Linked DNA regions of Homo sapiens: all the other regions are linked to region 1. The links are chromatin contacts, found by Hi-C or POLR2A ChIA-PET in ENCODE. All regions are on one chromosome and are shown on one strand. Each heading gives the region's core, a stretch centred on a gene start or an enhancer-like site at or near the end of the contact. The rest is flanking DNA. Distances are from core to core; before and after follow the strand shown. Region 1 has its middle 47 kb from the start of CDC42EP3. Region 2 holds the start of PRKD3 (protein kinase D3). Region 3 holds the start of CEBPZ (CCAAT enhancer binding protein zeta). Region 4 holds the start of RMDN2 (regulator of microtubule dynamics 2).

Region 1 (2,933 bases), core at 13-2,512:
AGTCTGTGCTTTTCATTTTCTCATAATGGCTCATTATCAGGTCTGCATCCGTAACGCCTTGCTCAGGGTTTGAAATGAATCTTTATATAGTACTGGTCCTTTGGGCAAGCTCCCAATTTTACAATTGCTTCTCAGGCCCTTCGGCCAGGAGCCAGGAGAGTGGGTTCTGGGGGTAATAAAGGATCAGAGATGCTCTGTTTCTACTGTATACATGGAAGGAGCTTCCACACATCCTGAGGCAAGAGGATGTCACCACTCCATTTTCCAAACAGACCCTGACCAAGCTGGAGTAATGATGAGCTTGGAGGAGTCTGCACCATGGCCCTGCACACTCACCTACCAGGCCTCATCTTGTGCTGGATTTCAGGAAGGATGGGCCTGCCCACTGGGAATGGACTCCTGGCTTCAAGGGAAAAGCAGAGAGGGAAGCCTAAGATGACTCAGTGGGAAAGGGAGATGCAGAGATTTTCACTGTGTCAGAGCAGGTCTTTCATGGTGCATGCAGAAGCTCCTGTCCCACCAATTAAGACCCTCTGGAGTCCAATGCACTAGCTATTTCCAGCACAGTCTCCAATTATTCACCATCCCAAAACCTCACATCAGCCAGCCTGGCTTACTCATCTCACTCTCATGGATCTTTCACCACCTCTGTGATTCCACTCATGCCTTCTGCCTGCCTAGAATGCTCCTTTCAATACTCAAATCTACCTCCTCCAGGGAGACTGTTTCCAGGAAGACTCAGAGAGGCAAATAATTTCTTGCCTCTCTGAAACAACTTCATACATTCCATGTATAAATTAACCACGCTCAGCTTTCTCCCTCCCTTCTACTGTTAAAGAGCCGTTCATATTTTTATGATTACTTGACTTTGCTTTGTTGATGTATTTTCCTCACAAATATAAGTTCCTTGAAGGCAAGGTTTGTCTTATTTTTCTCATCTCTCCCGGCATCAACAATACTCAAATAAAGTCTCTAATTTAGTTCATTTGCTGCATTGTACCCTCAATTTACATGTTCATTGCCCCTCTAGCAAAAACCAGAGTAAGAAACAGTGGATCTGTGATTCAGTCACTTTAGCAACATTTAGATGTTTAGTTCGTTTATTAATGTGTACTATAATTTTAAGAGTCACATTTGTTTTCTTACTCCTGTATTCTAACCACATGCCTACTACCAGAAGTATAAGAAAACCTTTTTTTTTTTTTCTGGCTAGATCAAGAGCCAACTTGCTCTTCACCCTGTGAAAAGGGGAATTAGTCATGGGTGCTGAAAAAAGGAGAACATATTCAAAGTAAATATCAGTGCATGAGATTGCTTTTCACTCAGAATCTGAACACCCACAGTAGCCTGAATTTGTAAATATTTGCTGTCACTTATGTTAAAAAATATTGACTTCCTAAGCTATATTGCTACCAAAATATTTCTTTCTCGCATGCCTACCCAGACTTTTGGCCTATAGCTGGCAACATACCCTCTGCCTTAGGTTAACCTCATAGCAAGGGTAAAGCTTTAAGTGTACTTATGTGGTGAGAGAGAGAGCGAGAAACTTGAAAAAATAAAAATGGCAACATACCTAATGATAAAAGCACTATTTCCAAGTGTCTGAAGCCTATTATATGAGTTAAAAGTGAAACATCAGCCTAACTAATGCAAAAGCTTTATAGGGTCTGAGCAAGGATGACTAATCTCCAAAGCTGACAGTTTCACAGCTTACACAGGCTTCGTTCTGCTCAAGTGTGGGGAACACCCACCATCCCCACCATAGTCCAGGACATTATGGCATTGTACACTCATTCTCAGAACTTCACAGGGAAGATTATGGCAAAACTGGAATTCTCACTGAGGACACATCACTCTGAGCCCAATTGCCCACTGTCCCGCCTTCCATCCCCCGACCCCTGTCTTCTGGCTCCTTGAGCCTGCACGATCAATGTTTATTTTCACGTTGAATCAACCTGGGTTCAGAACTTTGAGCTCCACAAAGAAATCCACTAACAAAACCATAAGAAACAGTATCTTCACAGCAGATGCTACGGAAGAGTGGGGAAGAGTGAGGTAGTTTACACTGCCTATCTTATGACCACTATTTATCCCATCAAGTGCTTCTGGTCTCCCTGAAGGCACCTCCTAGGCCACTTGACCACTGTGAGTTATTCTCAGAGCCTAGCCTCTATGTATTACCCACTTCCAAAGCTGCTTCCACATTTTCAGGTATTTCTTACTAGCAATAGCCCATCTCCTCAGTATCAATTATCTGTCTTAGTTCATGTTCTGTTGCTATAACAAAATACCACAGACTGAGTAATTTATAAAGAAAAGACATTGATTTCTCACCATTACATGGTGAGAGGGCAAGAGCATGCCAGCTCAGATCTCTCTTCCTCTTCCTATTAAGCTACCAGTCCCATCATGGGGACTCCAACCCTGATGACCTTATCTAATCCTAATTACTTCCAAAAGGCCCCATCTCCAATCAACATACAAATTTGGAGATTAAGTTTCCAACACATGAAATCTGGGGACATATCAAAACCATAGCATCTCCCCAGCTCCCCCTTACTGTGACCTAACCAAAACTTTTTATTTTCTGAAAAGCTAATTCTTCTTCCTTGTTCCAGTTGAATAAAAGAGCCAAGACTTTCTAAGTAACAGGAGAAGCCCTTCTTGTTGGATTGGAGGCAGAGGCTCCTGAGATGACTAAAAGGATTCAGTCTTGCTCCCTGCCTCTCTACCTGGTCCTTCTATTTCTACCTCCCAGCCCAGCTTGAATCTTTGCAATAGCAGTTGGATATGGCCATGTAATTTGGAGGGCTCAGTGTAAAGGGGAAATGTGGGGTGGGTCCCCTTGTCAAAAATTATGAACAATTTCAAGACAGCAGCCACAGCACATTAAACCAAACATGGGGCCCTCTTGAGCAAGGGGACCCTGTGGG
Region 2 (3,093 bases), core at 460-2,959, 300 kb after region 1:
AAACTGCTCCAATGAGGTCCTGGGAATCTTGCTCAGAGGCAAAATTTGGGGCTGGACTAAAACGTCTGTTGGGAAGTGAAAGGAAGAAAAGGGCAAAGTTAAGCAAGAGAGTCCTTTAAAAAGAAGGCAAACTTGAGTAAATCTACTTTCAATTTTAAAGTAAAAGAATAGCTGAATAGGACTCTAATAACAAAAATATAGTAAGATTGAATTAGATACTGCTGGATGTAAGACATTTAGCAACTTCCAATTCCTGAGAATGTTTCAGAAATCTTTTTTTAAATAGATTTTTAAATAAAGTAATCAAGGTTTTACACAATCTTACCTGCCTTATGTTTAATATAAATTATCTTAATATTTTCATTTCTTAACTTTAAATCCGAGGACATCCATTAAGAGTGATGATTTTGTATCAAAAGTAGGGGCTAATTTATGTTTATTTTTCTTTCTATTCTTGAAAACTGCCCTCTTGGCTGGGCGCGGTGTCTCACGCCTGTAATCCCAACGATTTGGAGGGCCGAGGCGGGCGGATCTCTTGAGGTCAGGAGACCAGCCTGGGTAACACAGCAAGAGACCTCGTCTCTACAAAAACTAACTTAAAAGTTAGTGGGGCGTGGTGGCACACGCCTGTAGTCCCAGCTGCTTGGGAGGCTGACGCAGGATAATCACTTGAGCCCAGCAGCTCCAGGCTGCAGTGAGCTATGATCGTGTCACTGCACTTCAGCCTGGATGACAGAGTAAAACCTTTTCTAGAGAGAAAGAAGAAAGAGAGAAAGGGGAAAAGAAAGAAAAAGAGAGAAGAAAGAAAACTGCCCTCTTGATTGTAGTCCCTCTGATTGTTTCAATATATTTAAGTACTTTTGGGATAAAATGTTGACATAAGGAGAATCATGTGGCTTCTGTGACAATGCCTGTCAGCTTCTCAGGCCTTTCTCTCACATAAGACATCGAAAATTTATGCACAGTGTATTTTCCCTCTAGATCCTTATGCTGCTGACTCCCACTCCCGCCCCACTCACCCGACACGGTCATACTTTGTTTTGGAGCAAAACAAATGTTAACATTGTGTTTCCAGACACCTGGAAGCCCAGGTTTGGTGATTCTGGACTGCACTCCACTTTGGTGGTAGGGTCACATTCGCGTTTAAAGGCCGACGGGGAGGAAACACCGAGCACCGGGAAAACCCCTGCAGTCACCGGAACGTCGGGCTTGGGACGTGCCGGTTTGGGCGCCGAGCTGCGGTGCCGGCGGCCACCCCGGGGGCAGGCAGCAGGGAGGAGCATGCGGGAGGGCTGTGACATCTCAGGGTGGAAGCAGCTCTCTGCTCTGGACGCCTTACAAGTCCCCCGTTCCAACTATCACCTCTGGCCCATTGTCGCCACCGCCTCCCTCAAGAGTGCACGGCAGTAGAGGAAAAGACAGTACCGTCGGCAACAGCGCGATCAAGTACCGCGTGTAACTGATAGACACGCTCGCGACTCCCGCGGCGCCCCTGCCCCGTGCCCCCGCGCTCACGAAGACGCCCGGAACTCGAGGGTGCGGAGCCAGCCCGACTGTACCCGGCGCTCCCGGCGCCCCTTCGCGGGGCAGAGACAACCCCGACCTCCCGCCGCGGCCACCTCCCGGCGGGCGCGGGCCGAGGAACTACAGCTCCCGGCAGGCCCCGCGCTGGCCGCGCGCCCCCGCCCCCCGCGCGCCCCGGCCCCCCGCCCTCCGGCCCCAGGACGGGACGGGGAGGGAGGGAGGAAGGGGCGCCGGAGGCGGGCGGGATCCTGCGAGGCGCGTGAAGCCTCGCTGGCGCCTCGTCCGGTACTCAGACGCTGGCGGGCGCAGTTTCTCACGACGGGCCGAGCCTGCCACTGTAAGTAGTCGCCTCGGGGAGCGCTGAACAGACACCGAAAAAGTTCGCGCCGCCGCCGCCGCCGCTTTGTTCTCCCGGCCCGTCGGGCTGAGGCGGCGGCGGCCCCTCCCCCATCCCCCAAACCCCCAACCCCCCAACTGCACGCGGCGGCGGCGGCGACAGGACTCGGACCCCGCGCCGGGCTGGGCGGTGTCAGCCGCGCTGGGCGGGAAGTTGGGGGAGCGCGCGGCGGGAGGTGGGCGGCTGAGGGGGAGCGGGGGCGCCGCCGCAGCCGCCAGAGGGGCCAAGTTCCGGCGTCCGCGCGGAGGGCAACTTGGGTTCGCGCTCCGCTGGAGACCACCGCGCCCGGCCCATCGGAGGCGATCCGTTCCCGGGTCTCCCAAACTAGTTCCCGAAGCCAGACCCGCGGCGCTCGCAGTGCCGAATTTTGGACCAGCTTTTTCGTTTCATTTCCTCACTTTGCGTTGTAGTCGTCTCAAAGGGGTGAGTAAATGGTGCTTGGAGAATGTAAGCCCCTCGCCCCAGTATCCCGACTGCGTTTGGATTTGCTAGTTGCAGCATTGTTCCGAGTTGCTCCCTCCTGGGAGGTTTTCCTTAAGCTGAAACACTGAGGAGTGCCACTGTTTCTTTGAGCAGTGAAAATAACCATATACTACTGTATTGCCGGTTGGGTATTTTATTTCAGGTGAACGCAGTCAGAGGCATAGGCCTTGCCGTCTGCAGGCACACATACGATTCAAGCGACAAGTGTGTGCGCGCGACCTGCCGACTTTTCCACACACAGATTGATGGCATGGACGTAACTGTGTCTTCAATCACACCCATCCCCACAGGAAATAAGACTATCGGTGTCATCTTTGATTAGGAAGGATAAGTTACACCCTGAACTGCTGCTTGGTGCGACACAGCTTTTATGAGACATAGCCACAAATGGAACAAGAACTTTTAAATGCCTTAATTTGTATCCTAGAAAATGTTATTTTATTCCTCTGAAACTTTTTTTTTACCCTTCTACTTAATGTCGTCGTTCTTACATTTTTAGCGATTTTCATTTTCCTTAGCTTTGCTGCAGAAGGCGTCCATAAAGTTCCCCCGACTGAGATCTAGGCCAGTTTTTCCTTGTCAACGAACCCTTGCTTCCTTCCCTGTTAGATTCCGAGTTAAGATCAAGCATGGACATTCAGCCAAGAAGTTAGAAGATTTTCTAAAAGTAGGATTTGAAACGTGTCACA
Region 3 (3,326 bases), core at 780-3,279, 390 kb after region 1:
TTTGAGACAGAGTCTCGCTCTGTTGCCCAGGCTGGAGTGCAATGGCGAAATCTAGGCTCACTGCAACCTCTGCGTCCCGGGTTCAAGCGATTCTCCTGCCTCCTGACTAGCTGGGATTACAGGCACAAGCCACCACGCCCGGCTAATTTTTGTATTTTTAATAGAGACGGGGTTTCACCAAGTTGGTCAGGCTGGTCTCAAACTCCTGACCTCGTGATCCACCCGCCTTGGCCTCCCAAAGTGCTGGGATTACAGGCGTGAGCCGCCACGTCCGGCCCTGAACGCCAGACTCTTACAGCGAATTGCCTACTTTCTATCTCCACCTGCATGTCACTGCTAACAAAATATGTATAAAATGCAGCTCCTGGTGTAGGCCCTCTCCCTAGTACTCCTCCAAACCTGGTCCTGTCTGTCTTAATCTCAATAAAAGGTACCATCATCACCCAACTGCTCAAGCTAAAAGTACGAATCAGCCTTGATTCCTCCGTTCCATCACTCAATCCATCGGCAAATCCTGTCAGTCCCTTTCTAAATCACCCTCTTCTATTTCTAGTACCACCACACTAGTCTAAGCCACCTATCTTGCAGCCCTGCCTAACCGGCATCGAAAGAAAGATACCGGCCTTGGGTAAACCTCGACACTAGAGTCACACTACCATATCCAACAACAATGGCCAATCTAACCCCAGAATTCCACAGAGGTCATATTTCAACCCAGCAAAAGATGAAATATTCTAAAATAAAGGACTATAGGCTTTCACCAAATGGCTCTGTAGAACAGACAAGGAAACGTGGGTCAGAAAGCTGTGACTGTGCCTAATCCTAGAACAGTGAAGACGACCCAGACTGCATTCTCAACTGCACATGTGAGAAAACCCAGCACATGTCTCCAATGCCAGCTGAAGCCATTCCAACACAGACGACTTTCCAGGCAGTAATTCCTATTTCCAGCTGCCTGTTGGAGATTTCTACCTAAGAGTCCCACACACTTCAAATTCATATACCAGCCTGAACTCTCCATCCTTCCTCCCGTATTCCTTCTCCCAAAGCAATGAATCCACACCACCCACCATCAGCCAAGTAGGAAAGTCATCCTTCCCGCATCATAAATCCAATCAGCTACATTCTGTCTCCTAAACACCCTTGGACCGTGTCCTCTCCTCTTTACTGGCACTGCCTCTGACGTGAGCCAGCCCTGACCAACTGACAAATTATCTGTCCCCAGGTCCTCAGAAATGGCTCTTCCCCTGGCAGGCACCCCCACTGCCTGGGCTGAGAACCTTCGGGCTTCTCCCTCCTGGCTTGCACCTCGCAAATCGGCTAGAGAGGGCCTAGTCCTCGGGCTACCCGACCCATACCTTGGCTGGATTAGTCAACACCTCCTTCATGTACTCGGCCACAGTGATGGGACCAGTAGACTTTATTTTGTACATAAGATGCCGCAGCATCGGCGTCACCGGGTTTTCTGCAGGCTCATTCCCGGAGCTGAAGTATTTCCCTCTCCAAATAAAAGGAATGGCTGCGAAAAACACAAATTAAACAGACCCCATGATAAATCTGACCATTCACGAGCGCAAGCCGCCTGAGCGTTTTCAAAACAGCTTCGTGAACCCTTAACCTCGCCCCACCGCAGACCGCGGGCTACTGTGCTTAGCACGCCCACGGGGCGCAGAGACAGCACCCACTTGCCCACGACTACGCAGCCCTATTGCGTTTGTACCGGACCCGTTTCCAGCCCAGGGTACCTTCAAGGTGGAAGTGAGCCCCCGAGCCCTTGATCCCCCGGTACCCTCAACTGAAGAGCTGAGGAAGGCGCCCCACGCGGCTTCCACGGCAACCGGGCTTCGAGGGGACTGACGCTTACCTGCGCGCGCCACGGCACACAACGGCCCCAAACCTGACCTCAGCAGTACACTCATGCTGAAATTCGCAGGCTAGCTCGCTCCGCCAGGAGCTGGGGCTTAGACCATTTCCGGGAGAAGACACGCCCCGACAGGAATTACGCCACTGGCAGAGCGGAAATAGGCTGAGTTTCACGCGCGTATGCTTTGCCCGCCATGGCCGCAGTCAAGGAGCCTTTGGAGTTCCATGCCAAGCGGCCTTGGCGCCCCGAGGAGGCAGTAGAAGATCCGGACGAGGAGGATGAGGATAATACTAGTGAAGCCGAGAATGGGTTCTCCCTGGAGGAAGTGTTACGGCTCGGAGGCACCAAGGTAACGGCCGCGGGCTCCGGGGAACGGGATCAGGCGTGGAGAGTTCCGAAGGTGGCTAGGCTGACTGCCCCGCCGCTTCCGCGCTGCGTAGAGCGCGGGCGTCCAGGACCGAGATCCCAGCCTCTGAAGCATGTGTTCGGTGCGCTTCCCACGCCGGTTTCCACTGCTGTTTACAAAAGAAAAGTTTCGAATTGAACGTTGTATTCTCTGGCTATTCTTAGGATGTAGGCGATCTTCTGATTTTATTGACGTGGTATAACCATCACACCATCAGGTCGGAGAGTGGCTTTTCTTGGTCCTGACCTTGTGGTATGAGTGTTTTGAACACCAGTGGTATTGGAATTTTCATTTCTGTTCTCATAGAGTACATGCACGTGTCACTGTATGCCCCAGAAGCCCTCTTTTTTGGAGCATCCTAATTAAGGGAGAGAAACAGTAAACAAACTTTTAAACACATAGTACAGCAGACGCGGGGTAGTGCTATAAAAGAAAATAAAACAAGGAAGGACGATAAGGAGTGGGAGCGCGTTAGTATTAAATGAGATGATCGACAAACACATCACGGAAATGTTTGAGCAGAATCCTAAAGGACAGGAAGGAGTGAGCTGCCATTCCAGTCAGTTGGAACAGCAAATGCAAAGACAGGCAGAAGAGTGCCTAACCTATTCCATGAGCAGCCAAAATGCCAGTGTAGCAGAGGCAGAGTGAGTTAAGGGGAGAATAGTAAGAAAGGAGGGCCGAGGGGTCAGAGGGCAGGCTTTTGCTCTGAGTTTGATGCAAAACCACTGGAAGATTTTAAGCAGATAAGGAACAGAAATTAACTTTGTTTTTAATATTATTTTGTTTGGAGACTGGACTTTCAAGGTGGAGGAGTTAGTTAGAGATAGGCAGATTCACAGTTTGCTCTGTGCTTGTGTATATTTAAGTTTTGAATAGGTAATATATACACATGAAACACGTGGTGCAAACTTTAAAAGATACATAGTGAAGTCAAATTGTTTCCACTTTTATCTCAGCCATAACCATTGCCCTGATAGGAAGCAATTATTTTTACAACTGCATTTTATATCTTTCAGGGATACTATATACCTTTTCAAGCATATACATACTCAT
Region 4 (3,378 bases), core at 781-3,280, 300 kb before region 1:
AAGTGAAAACTGTCACCTTTGACAACCTGTTCCTAACTCTTGGATGCACCCACAACATGTGGGAGATTTGGAAAGCATCAACAAGGAGGTGAAGGAGAGTACTGACTGAACAGAGATGCTCAAAGCTGAAATATTATTTCAGAACCACAAAAATTAACTAGAAAAAAATAGAATCAACGGAGCTGATGTTTTAAACAAACACAATTAAAGACTAACAGTTCAAGCTATGTTTGAGTTTTATAACAGCATAAAACAAATGTGCTTCAACACTGATAATTTGAAAAATGACACATTAAAAATAATGTACAAAATACATCAGAGTACTTGCTTGCCTTCAGAATAATTTCAAAGGTTGTATGAAGTCATTTACATAGCTTTTTTTTTTTAGAGTCTCGCTCTGTCACCTAGGCTGGAGTGCAGTGGTACAATCACTGCTCACTGTAGCCTCGACCACTTGGGCTCAAGTCATCCTCCTGCCTCAGCCTCCCTAGTAGCTAGGACCACAAGCGTGGGCAACCACGCCCGGCTAATTTTTACATTACTTGTAGAGAGTGAGTCTCCCTATGTTGCTAGGCTGGTCCCGAACTCCTGGGCCCAAGCAATCCTGCCTCCACCTCTCAAAGTGCTGGGATAAGCAGCATGGGCCACTGCCTCCAGCCTTGTTAGCTTTCATACTTCTAATTATGTTAATAGTATACACTTGTAGTATAAAAAAATATAGTAATTAAAAACTTTACCAAACAGATTTTAAAACTCTAATATTTTAATAATCAGATACAAAGTATTATGTTACGTTTCAATTTGTAAGGTGCTAGTAAATAACAATGGAAAATGACATTTTAATATAGATTATGGCACTTAATTAATGTGTATTATTGTGTAATATTAAAGGTTGAGATGAGAATCAAGTATTCTAAAATGACATCAAAATGTTGACTCTAAAGAAAATAGAATATGAAATGTTTTCTGAAGAAATGTCTGAAGAAACATTTCATTTCCATGTTCTAGTTTTATTTAAAATTAATTTTTTGATGTAGAAATTATGCTTTACTAAATTAATTATAATGCTTTCACCATAAATCTAGCACAGATATTCATTAACTTCATCAGCAGACCCTTAGAGGAGAAAAATATAAAATGCATAACTCTAATAAACTCGGGGAAGGTATGACAAATTTTGCAAGGATAAAGAGACATTACAAAAAAGCCCGAGGTTTAAGTTTCCTAAGAGAATTGCACTGAGACCTTGAACTAGTGATCAGATTTCCTACAGCGTCCTGGAAAACCTGGTACTTTCGAAGTGAATTCTATTGTTCATTTCATCAGGTTTTCATGGTTTTTTTGTATTTTATAATTTATTTTAAATTTAGGGCTCCCAAGTGTTTGCCTCATTCCCCTATGTTGGCAGCACTGATAATCCGGCCTTCGTTTTTGTGTGAAATAGGCACAGACGGAGTCTGAGAGCAAAAAAAACCCCACACAAACAAAAACAAAATGTTTGCGCAAGGCTGAAAGCCGAGCGAGAGCCCAGCAAGTGTCTCTGTTGAAATTCTTTGGGGTTTGCAGGGACCAGCCGGGCCGAGGCAGCAAACTGCCTGTTCCCCACGCACCCCAGAAGGGTCCGCGTGCGAGGAAATACCAGCGACCTCCGGGGCTAGGGCTTCCGTGGCGCAGGGTCAGCGAGGGATGAACCCGGGAAGCCACTATGGGCCGCTGCTCCAGCCCCGGGAACGCAGAGCACCGCTGGCTAGCAGGCTCAAGCTTCGCCAGGGACACACCGACCCGGAAGTGCAGTCGCCCCCACCGCAAGTATTTCCGCTTCCCTCCGCAAGTCCCCGGCGCGGTCCGGCCCCCAGCGGCTGAGCAGCCCCCTCCCAGACTGCGCACGCACCTGTGTTCACTGCGCCGGCCTTTCAGCTGTTGGAGAGCGGAGACCAGGACCTGCTGGCGCGCAGTGGCGGACGGACAGTAGCCCTGGAGCCCGCGGGTCCTAAGGTCCCGCGCCGCGGCCGTCGCGTCCTGACCCAGATAGCGGAGGCGCCGGGGGAGGAGCCCGCGGCCGCTCGGCCCCCCGCTCCCGCCCCCTCTCCCTCTCGTGGTGGGTTCAACTCTACCGGGACTGGCGTTGGGTGCACCTTTTGCAAAATAAAATTGCACGTCGCGGGGCGCCTGGCTCGCGCCGGACCGTGTGTCTCGGCCGTCGCCTCCCTTCGAAGCCGGTCGGCACCTTTTCCCCCGCCTGGGCTCTGGGCCTCCGCGCTAGCCCCAGCGCGTTCCCTCTCGCGTTGCTGCCACTCCGCACGCCCACCGCCAGCTCGCTTCGTTCCGGCTCTCAAACCCACTCCCTCTCCCCTAGTTAAACCTTTTTCTGTGCCCTTTCTAGGCACAACCTTGCACTTTACTCCTCACGACTGAATTAAAGGCAGACGCCTTGCACTAATTACTGATATCTGCAGCCCCGTGTTCATAGCTTTATCTCACGTTTTCTTTTAATGAGCAATTTTGACAGCCTCTTCCTTCTCCCCGCCATTCCGAGTTGCCTTTAGATGAAAGCCGCTGTTTTTTCAGATGCCTGACATTTAAGGTTTTACCCAGCTTTCTGTGGTTTGTATAATGAAACTAATTCTGCTAAATACGCTCTTAAAAACTGGGCCGGGCGCGGTGGGTCACGCCTGTAATCCCAGCACTTTGGGAGGCTGAGGCAGGCGGATCACCTGAGGTCAGGAATTCGAGACCAGTATGGCCAACGTGGCGAAACCCCTGTCTCTACTAAAAATACAAAAAATTAGCCGGGCGTGGTGGTGGACGCCTGTAATCCCAGCTACTTGGGAGGATGAGGCAGGAGAATCGTTTGAACCCGGAGGCAGAGGTTGCAGTGAGGCGAGATCGCGCCACCGCACTCCAGCCTGGGTGATAGAGCGTCTCAAAAACAAAAACAAAACAGTACATACACTGCTTCTGTATTGTCCGCACCTTGAGTATTACTGCCTCAAGCTTAGGTTTGCATAACATTAATCTCTAAACTTCCCACCAATATATTGAGCAGAATTAAAAATGGGTACACTCTTTCTCAAAACAGCAACAGCAGACAACACCCATAAAGCCATGAAGAATCCAGAAGGCTTGTTTTGCAATCCATATACTACTGTTTACGGATAGGGATTCAGGGATTCTATAGGCTCTTTAAGATGATTTTTTGAGCTTCAGGCAAGCCGCATTGAAGAATAAGTAAGCCTGGCCATGGTCATTTTATTAAAAGTAATTTGTAGCAGGGCGCAGTGGCTCACGACTGTAAGCCCAGCACTTTGAGAGGCTGAGGCGGACGGATCACTTGAGGCCAGGAGTTCGTGACCAGCCTGGCCAATATGATGAAACACC

What was found. A loop is a pair of places that touch in the nucleus more often than their neighbours do. ChIA-PET counts read pairs that join two places held with the same protein, here RNA polymerase II (POLR2A). Pooled maps may share reads with other maps.
Region 2: a loop to region 1 is called in a pooled map, with 2.5 times the contacts of the local background. The contact joins the promoter of PRKD3 here to the enhancer-like site in region 1. A Hi-C loop is called at or near these places in 6 of 50 pooled maps. POLR2A ChIA-PET finds 5 or more read pairs at or near these places in 3 of 52 experiments (CD8-positive, alpha-beta memory T cell, activated B cell and activated T-cell).
Region 3: a pooled map shows a loop between it and region 1 (4-fold over the local background). The contact joins the promoter of CEBPZ here to the enhancer-like site in region 1. A Hi-C loop is called at or near these places in 7 of 50 pooled maps. POLR2A ChIA-PET finds 5 or more read pairs at or near these places in 2 of 52 experiments (activated CD4-positive, alpha-beta T cell and activated T-cell).
Region 4: a loop to region 1 is called in a pooled map, with 2.3 times the contacts of the local background. The contact joins the promoter of RMDN2 here to the enhancer-like site in region 1. A Hi-C loop is called at or near these places in 2 of 37 single-sample maps with no recorded cell type and 6 of 50 pooled maps.

What each region holds. Positions count from the first base shown.
Region 1 is chr2:37,623,005-37,625,937 of GRCh38, reverse strand. No RefSeq gene overlaps it. Among named protein-coding and RNA genes, the nearest start is that of CDC42EP3, 47 kb to the left of the region's middle. RefSeq lists an enhancer at 483-752. Within about 2 kb of position 1,262, at least 6 of the 41 ENCODE cell types and tissues checked have a DNase peak (open chromatin) inside an H3K27ac peak, as active enhancers do.
Region 2 is chr2:37,323,449-37,326,541 of GRCh38, reverse strand. It overlaps PRKD3 (protein kinase D3), which reads left to right and starts at 1,709. Exons shown (of 19, transcript NM_005813.6): 1 at 1,709-1,861. PRKD3-DT (PRKD3 divergent transcript) reads right to left here and starts at 1,461. Exons shown (of 2, transcript NR_183394.1): 1 at 1,020-1,461; 2 at 1-65. RefSeq lists a silencer at 1,349-1,978 and an enhancer at 2,619-2,698.
Region 3 is chr2:37,230,299-37,233,624 of GRCh38, reverse strand. It overlaps CEBPZ (CCAAT enhancer binding protein zeta), which reads left to right and starts at 2,029. Exons shown (of 16, transcript NM_005760.3): 1 at 2,029-2,213. The coding sequence starts at 2,058. It overlaps NDUFAF7 (NADH:ubiquinone oxidoreductase complex assembly factor 7), which reads right to left and starts at 1,967. Exons shown (of 10, transcript NM_144736.5): 1 at 1,865-1,967; 2 at 1,359-1,519. The coding sequence starts at 1,919. RefSeq lists enhancers at 2,078-2,527, 1,485-2,684.
Region 4 is chr2:37,923,939-37,927,316 of GRCh38, reverse strand. RMDN2 (regulator of microtubule dynamics 2) reads right to left here and starts at 2,030. Exons shown (of 11, transcript NM_001170791.3): 1 at 1,892-2,030. RefSeq lists a silencer at 1,976-2,215.